Regions from separate parts of the Homo sapiens genome. Here region 1 is linked to region 2. A link is a contact called in ENCODE Hi-C data. All regions are on one chromosome and are shown on one strand. The core of a region is the stretch at or near the end of the contact, and the rest is flanking DNA. Distances in the headings are between cores, read along the strand shown. Region 1 holds the start of THRA (thyroid hormone receptor alpha). Region 2 holds the start of STAC2 (SH3 and cysteine rich domain 2).

Region 1 (2,700 bases), core at 88-2,587, 840 kb after region 2:
GGTAAGCTGTGGCTCAGAATCCCACACTCGCCAAGTGACTCTGCCCAGTATAAACTGGGCGATTAGCCGAGCAGCTCCCCCTAACACACACACACTTACACACACACACACTCACACACACACCCCTCCCCAAGAGCAGACTATGTAGCCAGGGCCCCACCCTGAGAGCCGTGGGAAGGCTGTGGCCCCCGCTGGTAAAACTGGGCTAATGACAGCAGGGGAACCGGCGGGGCCAGGGGGGTGCTGGGGTAATTAGGGCTCGGCCTGGCGCTAGGAGATCCTGAGATGAAAGGTGCTCTGGCGTCACTGGGTTGGTTTTATGTCCATGAATGCAGGTGTGTGGTGTGTGTATGTGTGTGCTGGGGGTGGGGCTGGCATGGTGGAGACCTCTCCTTTGGGTTGGGTTAGGGGGTCCATTTGTATGCAGCCCACCGTCTTCCTTAGATTGACTCTGGTACCATTTGGATTTTTGTGGGAGCAAACATGGGGGGAAATACCACCACCCGGGAGCTAGGAATTGAGGGGGTATGGCAGATCTTGTCCCCTCCCCGAGCTCAGGAGAGGGAGCAGATTGTTGGGGGAAATGGCTGGTGACAGAGAATAGAAAGAGCCTATATGGAGAAGGGTGACGTTGGAAAAGGGAGGCAGTGGATCGGTATTGATGTTAGAAATGAGAGGGGAGGGAGGTAACAGGGAATGAACCCCCACAAGGATGAAAAACGTAAGATGATTGAAGTTAAAAGGACATCAGGGGTCACCTGCCCAGCCCTCGCAGCTGAAGCTTGAGGAAGCTCTGCCCCCGACAGCAGTGGCGATTTGTCAAGGTCACACAGTGAGTTACCGGCGGAGAAGGGACCCGAACTCCCAAACAAACTACACCTGCAAGCGTTTGGTGTTTAGACTTTCTCCCCGATGTATAAGGTGCAGGCTGCTCGTCGATACTTCCTCCTCCACCCTCACGGTGCACACCCGAAAACCCCCCAATTCTCCCGGCAAGCAAAGGCTATTTTTTAATGACATCTTTTCCAAAATATGTCACCAAGTACCCACTCCTGCGGGAGCCGCCCGGGCTGGGGAGGGCGAGTCCGAGCGGGGCGGGGCAGAGGCGGCCGAGGGGCGGCCGGACCTCTGGCGGGGGTCCCGGGGCGCGGCAGGGGGCGGGGGGCGGGGGCGGGCGGCGGCGAGGCGGCCTGCAGGGAGCAGCCGCGAGCCGGCCGGGCGCGCCGAGCCCGAGCCCCAGCCGGAGCGGGGCGGGGGAGGGAGGAGCCAGAGCGGCCGCCGCCTCTGCCGGAGGAGCCGCGGGGCCGCCACACTCGCCCCCCGCCCCCCCCGCGCTCACTCGCACTCACACCCGGGCGCAGGAGGCGGGCGGCCCGGGCCCCACCGGCCCCCCATGGACGCCCCCAGCACGGGGCGCTGAGACCCCCGCGTCGCTGCCCAGCCCGGTCCGGCGCGCCACGCCGAGGTAAGGAGGAGGGAGCGAGGGGGCATTAATATGCAAATGCCTTGCGATTGATTATGCAAAGCCGCGGGGCTCCGTGGCCAGCTCCCAGGCGGGCTAGGGGCGCCCAGGGGGTGCCTGCTGCCAGCCTCAGCCTTTCCTGGCGCCCCAGTGACCCTGTCACGAGCCCGGGAGCTTGCAACTGACGCCCTGGGGAAGGGAGGTGTTGCTAGGAGGTCGCTGGGCCCCGGGGTTCGCAGGCGGAGATGGCGTCCGAGCCTCCCCCTGGAGGGCCCGCCCGGCCTCTGTCCGGCCAGTCTGCTGCGCATTCCCGGGCCGGGCCCCGTTGCCGGCCGCCGGAGCTCCCCCGCCCGCCGCGCCGCGGTTTGTTTACGGTGCGCCGGAGGCCTGCCCCCCCAGCCCCCACCCCTAGCCTCTGAGGCCCGAGTGGCCTTTGCAAAGCTGCCTCCAGCTGCGGAGGGCAGTATGAGTGCGGTGGCGCGGGTGGGCTTGCACGGGTCCGGGGAGAGGGAAGTTCCCCCGCCTCACCCGCCTCCCGGTTGAGCATGGCTGTCTGGTTGCAACACTGCTAATTGCAAAAACGCGGTTGTTGGGGGGGAATGTGTGTGTGGAAGGGGTGTACTTGGTGGTGCCTAGATGATTAGGAGAGTTGCTGGCTGGGGAGGAGAGGGAGAAATGGACCTGTGTGTGTGTACCCCACCTTGTTTCCCTCCCCTTGCAACGTGTCTCTGGTGCCCCTTCTCCATCTGGGGCCCTCCCTTGTCCAGCGTGAAAGAAAGGCCTGGGGGGATGACAGGGGCAATTGAAAGAACCACCGTTCCAGGGGTGGGGGTGGGGGACACAGAAGGAAAGCCAGTGAGGTGGGAGCCTGCCCCTCAGTGCTGGCTTTGGCTCCAGGAGGGGGAGGGGATGAAGGGGGCTGTTGTCCAAAATGAGGGGGGAAGCAAAAGTGACACGCAGACACAGAGATATGTCCACACAGACAGCCACATGCACATCCAGGGACACCCAGGCAGACTCAAGGACAGGAGCTACTGGACACACCCACATGGGGACAAGGGAAGAGACAGGCTGCTGCTGCACCGTGGAGCTCTGAGGGGTGGGATATACCCATGGGAGACCAAGAGCATGGGGACCGATCCATGCACATACCCACGCACAGGGTCACACGTAGATGCTGTCACACACTGGGGCAAGGAGGAGTTGCTGTCACCCACACATAAAAAGTCACTGTCACA
Region 2 (2,700 bases), core at 188-2,687:
TGAGTGTGAGCGGCGGCCTCCCCACACCCCTTTCAGCGCCAGGAGTCTGGGCTCCGCCTGCCTTCGCGGGGAGTAATTTATTCATGGTGACTCCCTCAGGAGTAACAATCATCCATAATTAGGGTTAATGATGACATTCATTAATTACGATGACTTCTCTTTTTGCTTCTACCCGCTCCCCCTCCTCTGGTCCCGCTCCCGTGGTGGGGCGCGGGGCTGCCTGTCTTTCTGGTCTGGAGCCACAACCGCAGGCCCCCGTCCTCGCCCGTGACCGACGGCCGGCGCTGCTGCAGGCCCCCTCGCGGACTCCGCAGCTGCGCACCCCCGGCCGCGGCCTCGCGTCCCCGAGCCCAACAGGGCTAGGAGCGGGGAATGCAGGACTGCGGAGGGGCAGGGAGAGACGCCCTGAGACGCGGAGATAAACACCCGGAGACGCCGGGAGAGACGGGGAGAGACGCACACAGAGACACCAAGACACAGACACGCAGGTTGTAGAGACAAATTCAGAGACACGAGCGAGGATAGAGGCGCGGACTGAGCCCGGGACTGGGACCCGGCGGCCGCTGGAGGGTGCGCCTCGCACGCACAGCCGGGCGCGTACCCCGCCCGCACCGCTCCACGCGCGCCCTCCGGCCTCGCTGCGCCCATCTCTCCAACGAAGACCAGTGGCCGCCTCCCCAGAAGGTCGCGATGGCGCGCGCGGGCGTGCGGTGCCGGTGTGATCGGGGGCTCCTTGTGGCCCCTCGTCGCCAACCCACTCCTACCCCCGGGAGCGGCGCGGAGCCTCAGTGGTCACGCGGGCCTCGCGACCGCGACCCTAGGACGCCCGGGCCCACAGGAGGACCCCGCCGGGAAGAGGGCGCCCGGGCCCGGGGCGCGGACAGGCCTTGCGCCCCCCAAGTTACCTTGGTTTCCTGGAGGGCGGAGACGGTCCCTGGGGGGCTGTGGGTGGCCGCGTCATCCGGTTCGTTCTCCTTCTCGCTCATCTCGGTCATGGTTCGGGGAGAGGGGAGGAGAGGGTGCCGAGATCCGACGGCAGGCCCACCGCGGGCAGGCTGCGGGTGGCGGGCGTCTCCGGGACTCTGAAGCCGTTCTCCAGAGGCTGCCCCCAGTTAGCCCCCGGCACGGCAGCCCCCAACCCGCGGGAGCGGGCAGAGAAAGTTGCCGGGGTGGCGGGCGAGGGGAGGCCACCACGCTGAGCCGCAGGAGCGGGACGACCCCGGGCGCGAGGACCGAGGGTCTGCAGAGGATGCTGCTCGCAGCGCGGGGAGGAGGGAAGTGGGGCCGCGGGGATGAGCCGAGGGAGGGAGCCAAGGAGCTGTCCGTGTCCAGCCGGCTCCGCCGTCCGCTGCGCCCGCCCCCCATCCCCTCCCCTCCCCCGCCGGCCCCAGCCCGGCACCCGGCGGCCCCTCCGCCCAGTCCTCGCCGCCCAACTTTGATTTAGGAGGTCGCCTGGTCCCGCCCCCTGCCCTACGCCGCTCCCCCGCGCAGCCCTGCAAATCAGGCTCTCAGCTATTGGCTGCCTCGGTGGCCAGGAGGGCGAACTGGGCGGAGTCTTGGGGGGCTCGACACGATGGGGCGGGGCTTGGCGGGGAAAGAAGCGGAGGAGGGAGTTTCACACTGAAAAACCCGGGATGGAGGGGCGTGACCAGATTGAGGGAAGCTTGGGGAGATCATAGTAGCGTCTGGATGGGTTGCAGGGAATAGAAATAGGTTGGGGCCGCAGCAAGATAGCGGAGAGTGAGATCGAAGCTAGGACTTCCAAAGAGCGAAGATTGATAGATGCCAGAGGTTGGTGAAGGAAGAATGGGGACCCATCTGTGCCATTAATTGGATGCCTTTATACCCTGAAAAGGCTCTCTCCAAATATACACACAACTGGACTATGGTGTATGTGTCAAAGGCCAGGCCGGACAATTCCTCCTTGTGATGGAAAGCCGGATGACTCTATCCCCTTCCAGTCTTGGCGTCTGAACTTCAGCAGAGATGGGGGCTCAGTCCTCACACCCAAAGTCCCCAAACTTCTCTGAGACACGCTCCCCTCCTAAAGATCCTACCACAACTGGAGTTAGATCAGGGGATAATACAGAGAGGTGGGGGAAGAGGTCCTCACCATCACCTTCCAAGGTGCCCCTCTCTCCACAATAACCTTCTATTTTTTATTTTTTTATTTTTTTATTTAGAGACAGGGTTTCACTCTTTCACCCAGGCTGGAGTGCAGTGGTGCGATCATAACTCACTGCAGTCTCAAACTCCTAGGCTCAAGCAATCCTCCCACCTCAGCCTCTCTAGTTGCTGGGACCACAGGCATACGCCACCATGCCTGGCTAATTTTTAAAATTTATTGGTAGAGACAAGTCTTGCTATGTTACACAGGATGATCTCCAACTCCTGGGCTCAAGCGATCTTCTCACTTTGGCCTCCCAACGTATTGGGATTACAGGCGTGAGCCACTGTGCCCGTTCAAGATATTTCCAATATTTCTTCTTCTCCTTCTCTTCTTCTTCTTTTTTTTTTTTTTTTTTTTTTTTTTTTTTTGGAGACAGGATCTTGCTCTATTGGCCAGGCTGTAGTGCAGTGGCTTGATCACACCTCACTGTAGCCTGGACCTCCTGGGCTCAACCCTCCCAAGTAGCTGGGACCACAGGCACATGCCACTGCACCCAGCTAATTTTAAAATTTTTTGTAGAGATGGAGTCT

Evidence for each region. A loop is a pair of places that touch in the nucleus more often than their neighbours do.
Region 1: a map of ovary shows a loop between it and region 2 (6-fold over the local background). The contact joins the promoter of THRA here to the promoter of STAC2 in region 2. A Hi-C loop is called at or near these places in 1 of 168 maps with a recorded cell type or tissue (ovary).

What each region holds. Positions count from the first base shown.
Region 1 is chr17:40,061,628-40,064,327 of GRCh38, forward strand. It overlaps THRA (thyroid hormone receptor alpha), which reads left to right and starts at 1,338. Exons shown (of 9, transcript NM_199334.5): 1 at 1,338-1,465. RefSeq lists enhancers at 1-124, 125-710 and silencers at 1,161-1,340, 1,381-1,540, 1,741-1,840.
Region 2 is chr17:39,224,508-39,227,207 of GRCh38, forward strand. STAC2 (SH3 and cysteine rich domain 2) reads right to left here and starts at 1,438. Exons shown (of 11, transcript NM_198993.5): 1 at 906-1,438. The coding sequence starts at 995. RefSeq lists an enhancer at 696-1,196.